Linked DNA regions of Homo sapiens: region 2 is linked to region 1. Evidence: read pairs that join two places in POLR2A ChIA-PET (ENCODE). Cell type or tissue: Panc1. All regions are shown on one strand. Links, peaks and the distances in the headings refer to the core of each region. The heading gives the core; the rest is flanking DNA. Region 1 has its middle 62 kb from the start of STEAP1B-AS1. Region 2 has its middle 11 kb from the start of IL6.

What was found. Peaks named below come from ENCODE experiments on the same cell type or tissue, not always from the same donor. Only the 100,000 strongest peaks of a DNase experiment are listed, where the experiment ranks them.
Region 2: POLR2A ChIA-PET joins it to region 1 with 16 read pairs; 8 of 35 experiments call an interaction of 5 or more read pairs at or near these places.

What each region holds. Positions count from the first base shown.
Region 1 is chr7:22,621,287-22,629,322 of GRCh38, reverse strand. No RefSeq gene overlaps it. Among named protein-coding and RNA genes, the nearest start is that of STEAP1B-AS1, 62 kb to the right of the region's middle. In Panc1, for the core only: no CTCF peak of the experiment used is centred there; no DNase peak of the experiment used is centred there.
Region 2 is chr7:22,711,758-22,719,793 of GRCh38, reverse strand. No RefSeq gene overlaps it. Among named protein-coding and RNA genes, the nearest start is that of IL6, 11 kb to the left of the region's middle. In Panc1, for the core only: no CTCF peak of the experiment used is centred there; no DNase peak of the experiment used is centred there; H3K27ac peaks cover 3,235 bases.

The DNA.
Region 1 (8,036 bases), core at 1,215-6,214:
TGTTGGCAGGGCTGTATTCCCTCTGGAGGCTCCAGGGGAGAATCCATTTCCTTGCTTTCTGGCTTCTAGAAATCACTTGCATTCCTTGGCTCAAAGCCCCTCCCTCCATTTTCTAAGCCAGTAATGTAACACCTTCAAACCTCTCTCTGACACTCTGCTTCTAGCAACACATCTCTCACTTGGACCCTTTTACCTCCTTCTTAGAAGGACCCTTCTAATTACATTTGGCCTGCCTAGATAATACAGATAATATTATAATTTACTATCAATTGTAATCTCACCATCTCAAGATCCTCAATCACATCTGCAAAGTCCCTTCTGCCACATAAAGTAATATATTCACAAGTTCCAGCAAGTAGGAACTGAACATTATCTTTGGGGGCTGTTATTCTGCCCAACGCAACTAATGTTCGGACTAGATAGTAACTGTAAAATAAGGGTTTTTATTATTTTGCTTGGAATCTATTTTTAAATGGTGACAAGTCCAGCTGATTTTTAAAGCTATACCCTAAACAATCATTTTCACTCAGCCTCACAATCTTCCTGTCATAGTTGCTTGGTAACTTAAATGTCTTTTGCTTTTGCTTGTTTTAACAGAACTATTCTTTCCAGTTTCTAAGCTATAACCCTCTCCTCTGCTGCCGCTATTATAAGCTGAACTGTTTTCCTATATTTTTCTTTTTTACAAATTTTGGGGACAAAATTCATTAAGAATTTAACTACTTGGATGAAATAAGAGTGAGAATTTAAAAAAATAGTTATACACTGCATAATGATGTTTTGGTCAATGATAGGCTGCATATATGACAGTAGCCCCATAAGTTTATAATACCATATTTTTACTGTACCTTTTCTATGTTTTGATACATAAATACTTACCATGGTGTTATAATTGCCTATAGTATTCAGTACAGTCACATGCTGAATGGGTTCGTAGCCTAGGAGCAATAGGCTATACCACATAACCTAGGTGTGTGTAGTAGGCTATATACCCTTTAGGTTTGTGTAAGTACACTCTATGATGTTTGCACAATGACAAAATCATCTAACAATGCATTTACCAGAATGTATCCCCATTGTTGTTAAGTGATGCATGACTGTATAATCATTGGTGAAAGACCACTGCTTAATAAAATCTATCAAAGTATGTATATTTGCCAATATGTTTTGATGTAGCCATTTTTTATCATGAGTAAAATAATATAGGAGCTTAAATTTTTTTCAGTATAATGAAGGATGCAATAATATCCTTACAAAGATAAAAGCTAACTTGATACTTTAACATTTTTCAAATAAATTAGAATTTTATAATTTTCAGCCCAACCTGTAACTTTAGATCAGCTTCAACAAAGTTAAGTGACACATCCATCTTTTTTTAAAAAATTTTATTTTGTAGAGGTGGGGTTCTATTATGTTGCCCAGGCTGATCTCAAACTCCTGGGCTCAAGTCATCCTCCTGCCTCGGCCTCCCAAAGTGCTGGGATTATAGGCATGAGCCACTGTACCTGGCCATCCATTTTTTAACTCCATAAAGAAATAATCTCTATATGATAAAATATAAATACCTGTTTTAATAAGTAAAAGGGATTATTTGAAGTGAGACATATCCTTTTATAGAGTATCTTACCTATTTTTAGAAGTGAGATGCAAGGTCTTCCATTTACTGTAAATAGTGATGTCCACATGAAAAGTCTGGCTATTTGTACACTGGGGGAGAGAAGGGAAATTCCTACAAGAGTTGCTTTTCCAAAATTGAGTAGTGACATAAAATTATCTTCAGTTTGTAAATTACTGTTGATTATGTTTTTAGTTTAAATATCTCTTTTTCCTTGTCATAAATCACTTTGGTGTTTTCCTTGGAATTTGAATTAATCTAAGCTGAAGTGTTATCGGAACATTTGGCAGAAATTCAGGAAATGGCCCTTGAGCATTTTGGTATGTGTAAATCCAAGAGGGTTATGGTGAGATAGAATATTTGGGGCATGTGGGCAGAATAGTTTAGTGGTTTTTCAGCTGTCTTAAAACAGTGTCTGGAATCTTTGCAGAAATTTAAACGTGTCAATTTTAAGCAGATATAATCTTCATATGGCTTGCCTTCTTTTTTGTCACTTTCACCCCTACAAATACACCCATACTCCATAGACTGTCATCTGAAGACAGCAAGGAATGAATGAGATGCTACTTTATTTCTTCCAGAGTACATTGCCAAAGATCATATCATTGGTCTGGCATTTAGGATGGAAAGAGAGTTGTTCCTTAAGAAAATTATGATAAGACCTTAGTCAGTGCACATTTGAGAAAGTATCTACACATCTCAGAGAAGCTTTTTTTCCAATTATGTTATTTTGCTAACTAATTATTATATAGACTCAGGGAAGATATGACAAAATAAGGAGGGAGGTGTAACCTCTGCAGAATGGGAATTCAGTCCCTTCCCTTTGTCCTGGATCTGAGGCGGTGGTGAAAAACAGTAAGAGCCCATTCAACTAATTGCCAGTACTATTTTTCACTCTCTCATTCATTCAGCTATTCAGATTGGAGAATGGAGGTATAAGAGGTCTTTTAAACTATTTGGAAAGAAAAAAGTTAGATCTTTATATTCAGGCTCTATCTAGATGAATAAATGATTTGCAAAAAGATGACAACAAAACTCCAGAAGAATGAGTATTTTTATCATCATGAGATAGGAAAGGCCTTTCTAAGCACAGTGTAAAACCTAGAAATCCTAAAAGACCAACATATTTGACCACATGAAAATTTAAAATATTTACATGACAGAATATACTCTGAACAAAGTTAAAGAACAAGTGAGAAAGATGGGGAAAAATTTGCAACATACATAGCAGATCAAAGGCTTATACAGAAAAAAATAAGGAAAAAGAAAAACTCAAAGAAGAAACACTAATTAGCAATAAACCTGCTAATATCAATAATACAAATTAGGCCGAGTGTGGTGGCTCATGCCTGTAATCCCAGCACTTTGGGAGCCCAAGGCCGGCAGATTACTTGAGGTCAGGAGTTTGAGACCAGCCTGGTCAATGTGGTGAAACCCGTATCTACAAAAATACGAAAATTACCTGGGTATGGTGGTGGTGTGTGTGTAATCCCAGCTTCTTGGGAGGCTGAGGCAGGAGAATCACTTGAACTCAGGAGGCCGAGGTTGCAGTGAGCTGAGATGGCACAGTGGCACTCCAGCCTGTGCAACAGAGTAAGACTCCATCTCAAAAAAAAAAAAAAAATTAAAATACCCACTCTATATGATATAGGTATGCATATATGCAGATATACTATTTGGTAAATCAGATTTGACAAAACTAAATAATCTCATAATGTTGAATGTCTGGTATTAGTGAGAATAGGAGACAACGTAAAACCTAATTGAAGGGAGTATAACTTGTTATAACCTTTTCGGAGTGTGATTTCTTAGTGCCGATAAAGGTAATAATGTGCTTTTCTTCTACCCAGCAATTCTACTTCTACCAATAGATGAGAATTTGACAAGGATGCTGCAGAGGAATTCTCACATCAGGCAAGGAGTCCAACCTGCTCATGTTTATTGTCCTGCAGTGCTGAGAATCTCTAAGGCTAGTATGGAGAGTAACGTCTATTTTCTGGTTGCGAGGCAAATCCCTTCTCCTGTAATACTTGGTTTGGTTCTGTACAACTGAAGTGAATTTTTAGTGACAAGCCCATCAACAGTGAATTTGCTCAGAGGCTCACTGTCTACTTTAGTCCTCAGTTGTCAGGATCCCATGTGGCTATGGAATAGGATGCAACTTGCAGTGGAAAAATCATGTCTCCAGTATGCTAGGATTGAGGCAGCACCTCTCTGCCTCTGCTGACAGGGGAGAGACCAAAGGAAGCTTAGCAATTCCCAGGGAAGTGATGTTATCTTGTCTGTGTGGTTTGGTTCATGCCAAGATGCCTTTGGATAACTTTATAAATAGCAGGTTATACTGAATACTAAATGCAATGCGAGCTAGGAGAAGAAAGTACCTGCCTTTAAGTCTACCTTTATTCTATAATAAACAAGGTAATTTACCTTAGGGCTTTGTGTTACTCTCTTAAGGATTAGAATTTTTTGACCAGGCGCAGTGGCTCACACCTGTAATAGTACTTCGGAAGGCTGAGGTGGGAGGATCGCGTGAGGCCAGGAGTTCAAGACCAGCCTGGACAACACAATGGGACACCATCTCTACAAAAAGATTTAAAAAAATAAAAATTAGCTGGGCATGATGGCTTGTGCCTGTAGTCCCAGCTACTTGGGAGGCTGAGGTGGAAAGATCACTTGAGCCTGGGAAGTCAAGGATGCAATGAGCTGTGATTACGTCATTGCATTCCAGCCTGGGCAAAAGAGTGAGACCCTGACTCAAAAAAAAAAAAAAAAAAAAAGAAGTTTTTAATATTCTTGGTTTACTTAGGAGAGTAGTTTGTTTTGTGTTATATCAAGAAGAAGCCAACATGTAGCTAAGGGTTTTCGAGAAACTTAATAACCATAATCAGTCTCTCTCTCTTTTGCCTTACTTGCTCACTCTCACTCACTCTCTCACCAGTCCAGGTACAGTTGGTAGTTTAAACCAAAGTAATTTACCATAACTACACAATCAGAAGCTTCCTTCCTAGAATTTATATTTATTTCTGAGTATTAACCTAAGGGAGATGCAAACAGCCATTACCTCCATCATTCATAGACATACGTAGTTTCTTAGCCACCCCTGATCCAGATCTTTTGGATGACTTCAGAGGGTCAAATGTTCCAGGCAAGGAAAGGGGTGGGAGGTGTACTCAGATCGCATCGCTAACCCCATGGGCAGGGTCTGGAATCCTGTTAGTGCAAAGAAGTGTAGAGGCATTTCTGTAACATAGTTGAATACTTAAAACAATGAACCAATGCCAAATGATATTTCAAAATGAGAGAAAGTAATTTTAGATGAGTTATCTTCTCCATTTGAATTTAATTGGCTCAACTAACTTTTTAATCCAGTTCAAATTCTGCTCATTCTTCCTGGTTGGAGTCTATCTTTGCTTATCCCTTCTTGCCAGCCCCAATCAGTGTGCCTCCTGGATTTTCTGTATTAGGTCACATCATCCTTTTGGGCAAAGATAAATCTCATACTACTATTATAGTGCTCTCTCTTCTACCACAGAGCCATTATCATTCTGTTTGGACGAGTGATTCCTCCTGTGTTTCTGTAGCTTCTTTCCAGGGCCTCTGCTAAGCCATGAGACACCTTTTTGAGAATGAAATAAAACAGGTTACCCTCAAGGACTGTGCAGCCCCAAGCTGGGGACCTAAAACAAACAGTACTTTATATTTTATTTACCATTCACCTCCTCAGCCAGGTGCCTTGTGCAGTTAACAACCTTTGTAATGGCATGTGGTCTCCCTGCCCCTTCCTACTTCTGCTGTAGAGTATAAGAAAGATAAATGGTTAGGAAGAAGGATGCTGGAAGGAATAATTTATGAAAGTCAAATGCAATATCAGGCAAACTCTGGCCACAGCAGTGACACTGACTGTTTATGCACTCACCCTCTTTTTATGGATTTCTGTAGAATATTAAAATGAGATTCATTTGCTCTCAGAGTTTTGGCAGGTACCCCAAGTTTGAGAACCAAATATTCCAGTATTCCAAAGGGAGGTATTGAACCATCTAGGCAGGATATGCTTAGAGACAGTGACATCTGTGTTGCTGGCATTAGTCCATTGGCCAGGTCCAGGTGACATAATAGAGAGGATCAGAGATGCCAGGGTGGAGAGCATCTTTGGAGAGAGTTGTCAGTGTGTGGGGGCATTGGGGAGGGAGGGGAGGGAATACACCTGCCATTTCAAACCAACTAAGGAGAGCTGGAAGATAAACTCTCAGAGAAGTTGACACGTGTCCCCCGGAGTATGAAGGAAAACATGAGAAGTTTGAAGAGGGGAGACTGTCTCTAGTTTGCTGCTCTGGAGCCATGGAATAGAGAGTTTCATTGGTCATAAGTTGTACTTCCAGGGTTTGGTGGGGCAAAGGTGTTTCCCCTCAGTCAGATGAGAACCCCATGGAAGGGACTAGATTGGATCATTTTGTAGTAGACACCGAGAGGACCTTGAGAGAAGGTGACCTCAACAGATGGAGATGAACTGTCGGAAACCATGGGGCAGGGGTCCAGCTGATCTCTTTGGGAGATTCTTATCTATTGGATGTCTTTGAAGAATCTATAAAAATGCTTCAGAAGAGAGAAAATTAGTACTTAAATTCTGCATCCTGAAAGGGCATCTATGCTGAATTATAACACACCAACTGAATAAGGCCTTTCTTTTACCTTTCTTACCTACTGGATTCCAGCCATGGAACTGCCAAAAAAGCAAAACAAAACAAAACAAAAACAAACCAGCAGGTCAGACTGACTGTGGATGAGGTGAAGCAAGCAGGAAAGGAGAAGCAACTTCTCCTACCCTTCCCTCACTGGTGATTTCCTGGTGTGGCAAAGGCCAGAGCTAGAGGAGAGGAGAAACTTAAAATTAAATTTTGGAGTGTTGATAATACACAGGGTGCTAAACATGACTAATGGATTTTTTTGTTGTTGTTGTTATCTGAGAGTAATTGAAAAAGCCATGAGATGTTCTGGAGCTTTTGTCCAGGAGCAGGAAAGTACAAGTTGAGAAAGGTAGTTCTGTGGCATGGTGGTGGGAAAGAACACTGGCTTTCTGTTTCTACCTTTTCAAGTTTCAGTTTATTTACTGAGTCAGTGCTGTATTAGACACAAAGGGTCCTGTTTGCGGAGAAGCATGTGTATGTTGTGAATCCAGCCCTTCTCACCTTCTCAAGGGTGTCAATCCTGAAGCTGTCTCCTTCCTCTTGTGCACCACTGACTTCTCCTTCACTACTGGATCTTTCCTACTAGCATATATTATAAAAATTACTTAGTATCATCTCTCTCAAAAAAAGTGATCCCATGCTCCCTCTAACTATTGCGCAGTTCCCTGTTTCCTTTTACTGAAAAATTTCTGGAGGGAGTCATCCAACCCCAAGGTCTACGTTTCCTCATCATTCATTCTCATCCTCAGCCCACTCCAATGGGCTTTCATCTCTGCCACACCACTGAATGGGCATTTATCAGTAACAGCAGTTCTCTACCCACATCTTCTTTGATTTCTCAGCTGCACACAGTAGGAATGGTCGGTTCCCCCTTCTTGAGACATGTTCTTCTCTAGGCTTCTGTGCTACGCATTTATCTGGACTCCTTCAACTCTACTGGCCATTTCTCATCTGCTAGCTCTTCCTCCTTCATCAGACCCCCATCCTTGGCCTCTTCTTTTCTTTGTCAACGTTCTCTTTCTAGGCACTTTTACCCAGTCCAGGGACTTCACTGGACAGTGCAGATGTAAAACATTTCCATCCCTGAAGAAAGTTTGATTGTTCAGTGCTGGTGTAAAAAAAGAAAACAAAATGCCCTGTCTATTAAATGAAGCATACTTAAATCAGAAGCAATAAAAATAAAGAAAAATCAGGGACATCTGTGTGTGTGTGTATATGTGTGTACGTTTGTGTATATGTGTGTGTATGCATATGTGTGTGTCTGTACGTATGTATGTGCATGTGTCTATGTGTACGTGTGTATGTGTGTCCATATGTGTCTGTGTGTACGTGTGTGTGTGTGTGTGTTCATTAAGGAAAACACTTCTTTTGGTTGTGACAGAAAATTCAGCCCAAATTCTCATAAAAGAAAAGAATGTATTGGCTGATAGATGCTGAAAAGTTGAAAGATCCAGGGGAGCTTCAGGCACAACTTAAATTAGGGCTTAGCCAATGTCCCCAGGATTCCTCTCTCTGCTCCCCATCCTCTGAGCAGCTCCACTTTTAGCTCTATTGACTCCTCATATATAAAATATGTAAATATGTTTATATACATATGAATATATACATTTATGCAATCTATTTATATATATGTATATATGTGTGTATATATACATATATAAAGAGATTTATTATAAAGAATTGGCTCCCATGATTATGGAAGCTGACAAATGTCAAGATCTGCAGAGTGAGTCAGA
Region 2 (8,036 bases), core at 2,036-7,035, 90 kb before region 1:
GGATTCTGAGATGCTAAAATGAGCTACTGTTGGGTTTTTTAGCATTTCTTCTCTCTCTAGAACTCATCAAAAATATAATAGTAAGCACCAATGTGGAATAGTTTTGAGGTACTGAGTGAAGTCCTTTGAGGATTCGTGGCCTTTGAATTCTATAACGACACCATTGTTTTCCTTCTAAGGTACTTTGAGTAATTGACATGTAGGATTAATCAGGTATTTATTGGATGCCAGGTGCTGGACTAGAGGCTTTACACACATTAATTCATTTAAACTTCACTCTATGGAGGTGACTATTTTATTCTCACTTTATGGATAAGAAACTGAAGTTCGGAGAGGTTAAATGATTTATTTACCTGAGATGATGCAGGAACCCAGAATCATGAAAAAAGTTCATTGGTCTTTGGGAGAAGAGGTAAAATGGGGTGGTAAATTGGGGGTAGGGTTGTCAGAAGAACAGTGACATGATGAAAGTATTTCATCTGAGTGAGCAGGAAGAAGACCCCAGGGGATTGTAGTCTGGGAGGTGGGCTCAGAGGCTGTTGCAAACATCTCAGCATGACACCAGATGGAGGAGCCCAGGCAGGGTTGCACAGGAGCTGGCCGGTTCAAGAGAGCCAACTGTACTGATCTCTTCCCAACTCTACATTAAGTGACTCCTGATGGTAGCTTGAAATTAGTGTGGAAACATTACACCATGGAAATTGGCAAATGCTACAATCAGAGCCCTCCCTTCCCTCTGTTCCTTAGCTAGTTGTTAAATATCTTCCAGACCATAAGTGGGTCCAAGGAAATAAAAGGATATTTTGAAGGCAAAATCAATCCATTCCAGAGATTAGTTATATTGTATGAGCTCTATTTGGGGAGTGTAAGAAAAGGATGTATCAAAGGCATTAAGGATTATTTGATCTTCTCTCATTTCAAAGGCAATTGATCACAAAGCTTTTTAAGGAAAGAGATTGTTCTGGTCAAAGTATGCTGCTTCTATACCTCAGAATGAAGGCTGCCACTTTTATAAACAGATAGGCACAGGCTGCCACCTGAATGAGGGAGAGTTAGGATGTGCGCAGGACACACCTTGTCCTACAGAATTATATGCGCTCAGATTTTCCCCAGCCACGTGCTGGATCATGGCTTGATGGATCAAGGCAGAGGCTGAGCCCAGCTTTTCTGAGCCATGGGATAAGTTAGAAGCAGAAAGTTAGTCACAGTGAGGGAGTTTGCTGCTGCACAGCAGCAGCCCAGGGGCCTAGGGATTTCTGCTTTGTCACTGTCTGTCCCATCCAGAGCTGATGAATGAAGAGGCTGGCTTTGGGGCCCTGAGTGAAAAGGACGAGGAGAGCCCTGAAGAGTTCTCAGGGTCTCTAAAGGATTGCTGCTTCTTGGATCATAAGTTTACTCTTAACTGTAACAGAATGACAGAACGTCACTTCTCCTAATATTATTCTTGGCATAGCATCTTGTGCTGCGTCCTTCTTGTGATTCATCTCCATTACAGTTCTGTTACATATTTCTACGATGTTGCATTAGAAGAACAAACAGTGTTGTTAAATCCAATTCCCTGTCCTCTTCCAACAGTACCCACTGATGACAGGAACCTGGTTGATACTTAATTGTGTGATAGCTAAACTTCAGAATATTGAGTAAAATGTAAAACTCCCTGAAGGAAATTTGGTTCCATTGCATGGCACAGCTCCCAGGCAGGTCACAGGAGACTCTATGCTACATTTTTTTTTTTCTCTCCGAAGCATGCCAGTCTTTTTAGAACAGTTTCAGTGCAGGGTAGAATGCCGTGACGTCTCTGTGTTCTGAACTTCTGTCAAGACTCAAATCATGCCTCGATCCTCCCAGAAGCCTCTGCTGATCAATTTCCAGGAATAGTGCAGGTTCTCCTCTGGGCTCTCCCGCAGGGGCATGTACTGTACTAATCTGTTTCCGGGCAGTGTTGTGATGGCACAGGCTCTGGAGCCAAACTGCCTAGGTTCAAATCCTTGTTCTGTACTTTCTAAGCTGAGGTCCGCTGGGAAGTTAACATCTGGGCTTAATTGTTCTCATTTTAAAAATGGAGGTAGCAGTTGCACCTTATGTCACAGAGTTATCAGAACCTATGTAAAGTGCTTAGCATCTGCCTGGCACATGGTAGAGTCCCAGTAAACATGAGCTATTAATACTGTTATTATTTTCTCCCCAGTTGATTGAGAGTTTCTTGAGGGCTCTATCTTTCTTGTGCGAAGGAATAGCATGAATTTGAGTACGTGGTTGGTGCACAGGATGGTAAACGAATGAAAGCTGGGATCTCCTTGGAATTTATGTCTTGGAAATAATCGTCAAAGATTTAGAAGTAAAGAACAGTTTAATTTATAAAATTTTCTTTGTATATGTGCTTTCTAAAAGCCATATAAAATATTAAGCTTATTTGATTTACAAATTAGAAACAAAGATGGTCATACTTTACGCAAAAGTTAAGAAAAAAAATACATGTACTTATTCCATATCACAGGCAGTATGGTTTACTAGAGAAAACATGGATTGCAGAGGCCGACTTGGTTTAAATCCCAGCTCCATCATTTACAGCTTGTGTGGGTTTGGGCAAGGCACTTCAATTCCCTGTGCCTGCGTTTCCTCATTTGTAAACTGTGGCAAATAATACTTAACCATCTGGGGGTGGTTGTGGGAATTAAATGAAATCCTATCCATTAAGGACAGTTATTGGTATATGCTAAATTGTTGGTAGATGATAATTGTTGTTGTTTAGTTGTTGATGTATTAGACAGAGGTGGGGCAAGGGAAACAGAGAGGAGAAGGGAAAAAGAGAGAAAAGCATCAACATAGACAAAGCAAGAAGGGGAAAGGCAGCTGAAAAAAAAAAAAAGCAAAACCCAAAATGACCACCAAAAAAAAAAAAGGCAAATAAAGTGGCTCATAGATTTCATTTGGTTTTGAAATGTTTTAGAATTGTTTTTTGTAGAGACAAGGTCTCACTATATTGCCCAGACTGATTGTGAACTCCTGGCCTCCTAAAGCACAGGAATTACAGGCATGAGCCACCACACGCAGCCATTGTTTTAAAATGTTATATGTTAAGTTTCTAGTTTTTACATAGGTAACACATACCCATGGCACAAAATTCAAAAGATAACAAAGAGTACTTAGTAACAAAATTACAAAAAAAATTTACACTTCCACCATGTGTGAGCCATTAGGGGTAACTACTGGGTTCTTGTGATTCCTTCTAGAAATACTTCATGCATGTATTAGCAAAATATTCATATTTCCTAGGATTTATTTTTATTCTTCTACATAAGTGATGGCACATCAGTTACACTGTTCTACATTTTGCTTTCTTTATTGAATGGGTTTTAGCAATCATTTCTTATCAGGAGATGCAGAATTGCTTCTTCCTTTTTAGCCTTCGAATTCCATGTATTTAACCAGTCCCCCATTAAGGGAATTTTAGGTTGTTTCCAATCTTTTGTTATTACAGCTAAAGCGGCAATGAATAATCTTGTCCATGTGCGATTTCATACATGTGAGTGTATTAGTGTGATAGTTTCCTAGAAATTGAATTGCTGACTCAAAGGATATGGGCAGTTTTGAGACAGAGACAGGTAGAGGTTGTACAAATTTAATACTCCCTCCAGTGATGTATGGGAACAGCTGTTCCTCATATGTTTGTCAGCACATGATACTGTCAGTTTTCTTGATCTTTGCCAGATTGCAGAGGGAAGAACTTATATCAGCGTAGTTTTAATTTGCATCTCTCTTGTATAAGTAGGATTGAGCACCTGGTCAGGTATTCAAGAACCATTTTTATTTTGTTTTCCGTGAATTCTATGTTCATATCCGTTGTCTATCTTTCTGTCAGTTATTGATCCTTTTCCATTGATTCAAAGCCCTTCTTGATATATTCCAAGGAGCAAACGTTTGTTTTTCACATGTCTTTTAAAATTTATCATTCGTCTTTCTGCTTAATTTATAGTGTTTTTGCCATGCAGAAAGTTTTGATTTATATGAAGCAGACTATATATCCTTTCTTTTATGCTTCTAGATTTTGTGACATACTTAAAATGGCCTATTTAGTCTACTTTGATACAATGAAAATATTCTTCCAGGTTTTCTTCAAGTTTCTTTAAATAATAGGTTTTGAAATATTGGGCAAATTCAGACTATGCTTGTCACACGACAAGATGAACTATGCTTGTTACACCTGATATAAATACACATACACGGGAAGAAATGTAGGTATGTCTGGAAGGTAGAATGAGAAATACTTCTTTTCCTCTTTGTAGTTTTCTTTGTTTTCCAGGTTTTCTGCATTGATTATGTATTACTGTAGTACTCATGAAAATGTTAATTAAATGCAAGTTTATTTTGACCATTTTAAACCTTTCTTTAAGATTCTTGGTCCCTGGATCTCTCTGAATGCTAGTGTTGCCGCCTGTTTTGCTTTGGAAACTGTTTGGCTTCTACCCAGAATAGCTTTGACCCACTCCAAATGACCTCTTGTGGCTAAATCCAATGAAACATTCTGGTCCTAAGCTTGCCTTACCTGTAGCCCATCTGAAGCTACTGACCACCCCTTCCTGCTTGGCCTGCCTCCCTCCTCTCTCCCTGCATCTCCTCCTTCTGGTGGATATTCCCTGGGCCCTTGCTCTAGCCGAGCCCTGTACAGTAATAGGGAACATTTCAGAGGGTCCACTGTGAGCTAGGTGCTCTAAGTCTGTGTATATTATCTTATTTAGCCCTCATCACAATATTTCTTTTATCTTTTCTTTTCTTTCTTTCTTTTTTTTTTTTTTTTTGAGACGGAGTCTCGCTCTGTTGCCCAGGCTGGAGTGCAGTGGTGAGAGCTCAGCTCACTGCAACCTCTGCTTCCCTGGTAGCTGGGACTACAGGCACCCACCACTACGCCTCGCTAATTTTTGTATTTTTGGTACAGACAGTGTTTCACCATATTGGCCAGGCTGGTCTTGAACTCCTGACTTTGTGATCTGCCCACCTTGGTTTCCCAAAGTGCTGGGATTACAGGCGTGAACCATCGTGCCCAGCCTTTCATCACAATATTTCTAAGGGAGCTATGGCTATCAACTGGGTTTTTCAGATGAGAAAACGGAGCATTACAAGAACTAGGTAACATGCCCTAGAGCAACCAGATAGAAATGGGTGGAGCCAAGATTTGAACCCAGGGACTCTGATCGTAGCCCATGCTAAACCAGGCTCTCTTCTCTCTGTGCCTTCTGTAGGCCAACCCATCCTTGTGGGACTTTACCTACCTTTTCTCTTTTACACAGATGACTGCCAAGTTTATGTCCCCAACTCTGAGTTCTCTCTTGCATTCTGGACAGCCCAGTGGCTGATCCACTTGCATGTGCCACAGACACCTTAAATTCAGCACGCCTATATCTCCTAAGATTTTCTGGAGAGATGGGGCTGTTATTTTTCATAGTGTCTGGTAGAAGAGGCTAGAAAATGAGAACACAGGGAACTTGACTCAGGTATTCTATGAGGTTAGTGCTTTGCTTTATAATTAAGTTAGATTCAATTCATCAACCTATTACAGGCCTTAATCCCTGACCTTAAGGAGTTTTTAATGATTCAGTGTGATTTTCATATCCTTGTTCTTTTAAGACCAATATATCCTTTTAGAAGATTAGTTACCTTTTTTCCCACAGCCCAAAGTAATTTGCTTATCCTGATGGGAAGGCCAATTCATTTCCTAAAAGTGAACGTTGCTTACTCTCAGAGAGCAATTAGCATTGAAATTCTGGATCCGTTTAAATCCTCTGAGATTCTGTGGTTCAATCCATTGTAATTAATAATCACAGAACACTCAAGATGGGACATTAGATTTAAAAACAATTGTGTTCCAGCAAGAAGAGGAAACTTCAACTCGGCAAGGAATCTTCTGGCTTAAAGATTGGTTTTTATGCCTTTGCAATTGAGAACAATCTCTATGAGAAAAGCACTAGCAATTCCAATTCTCTAGGATAGTGTTTTTCTTTTTAGCTTTCCTATTAACTAAAAAAAGGTATAAAAGTAACACATGCTAAGTGTAACAATGGCAAGATTGCCAGCCCCTTGAGTGAGCTGACCACTGTTAACAGCTTGTACCACTTTTGGCACCCTGCCATGGGCTCACACAGTAGGATATCAATAGGCATCCTAATTACATATGTAGAATCGAGGTTGGTTTGTTTATTTTATAGTAATAAGATCATACAATGGTTATTACTCTACAAGTTTTTTTTTTTTTTTCTCACCTAGCTCTAGACCATGGATACTCCATCCAGGTCAGTTAACATAGCTTTATTCTCTTAGATAGCATGTAACATAGCAAGTTACACGACTTATTTAGCCAATTTTCTCTTGATGGACATCCAGGTCATTTTTTATTTTCTACCTCTGCTGGCAAGGCTGCAAGAGACATTCCTGTACACATATTTTTATACAATAAAGCATCTGTTTCTAACAAGTCCTAAAAGTAAGAATGCTGAGGTCCAGGCTTGGCTAATTTCTAAAACTACATTAATATATGAGCTGAGGAAGGGAAAAGGGAAGTCACATACTTCTGTCTGCCAGGTACTACAGTAGGTACTTTCCATAAGTTGTTTAGTTTCATCTTGGTCTCCTGTCTCTAGTTCTGCCCCAATGTCTCCTCTACATAAGCACAGATAAGCATATCAATCTGCTCAAAACCCTACGTAGTTCACATGATCTTTATGGTAAAGGCCAAGCTAGTGATATTGCCCACAAGGCCTTCCAGAGTTTGGTTTTGTCCACCTCTTCCCTCTGTCTCTTGTCCCTCTCCCTTTCTCTTTACATTCCAGTACACCTGAACTGCTTGCAATTACCCACCTTACCCGGCCATTTCAGCCCTCTGGGCCTTTGCTCTTCCTCCCTCTCTGCTCTAATGGTCCTTCCCCACCTCATCCCCTGGCTCTTCTATCACTCATCAGTCAATACCCACTCAGTCTTCTGCTCTTTCAGAACGCCTTTTGCAGGTGGGCTTATGAATTCCTGAGGCTATATCATGCTGTGGTGACTTAAAATACAGAAATCTTGGTGGCTTAATACAATTTTTTGCTTGGCCGGTGAAAGTCTGCTGCAGGGCTGGGTCATTCACTTGGGCAACTCCCTTCAGAGACTTGCCTGATGGAGCCAATGGAAGCTCCATCATTCTGTAATTGTACCATCCAGAACACTCAGCCTCCTTGGTTGCTGTGGCAGGAGAAGAGAGGGTATTGTGCTAGCTATGAAGTGTATTGGCCCAGAAGTGACTGCATTAGTCCCATTCTCAGCCCACTGGCCAGCCCTGTTCCGTGGCTCTGCCTAACTCCAAGGGACAGAAGTGTAATCCTCTCATGAGGCTGGAAGGAAAGGAGATTGGACATAAGTGAGCAGTAGAAGCCTCTACCACAGGTGAGATGCTACTACTCTCTCTATGTCTACTAGAATTGTTATATGGCACTAGAATGATGACTTACATGTGTCTCCCCCACCACAGTGGACGCTTTGTGAGGTTAAGGTGTTTTATCTTCCTATCTCCAGTATCTGGCACAGTGTATGGCATATAGTAAATGATGAAGAAATATATGTTGAACAAATCCATTCACACAAATCAACAATCTACATTTTATAGATGGGGACACCAAAGTTCAGAGAGGTCAATTAACTTACCTGTGATCCCATAGCTAGAAGGTAATAAAGCCGATTCACACTCAAATCTATCAGATTCCAAAACACATAATTTTAGGAAACGTTCTAGAAGTTAATATTCCCAGGTCTGATCTGGGACATAAAGAGTTCAACCATAGGGAATGAATTCAATCTTGGAGACACAAGAATCCTACCAGCCTCTACAGCACACCATGTCTGGAATGCCCAGGGTGCATCTGCCTGGGTCCTCTCTGTGTTTGGGGAACCAGTGGTGAAAAATAGGCAGATCTTTATGATTCGACATCTCCCAGGTATGGACTTTAAAACGAAACAAAAAAGTAAGAAAAACCAGTCCTAGCCAACCCAAAGTACATTCAGGTCTC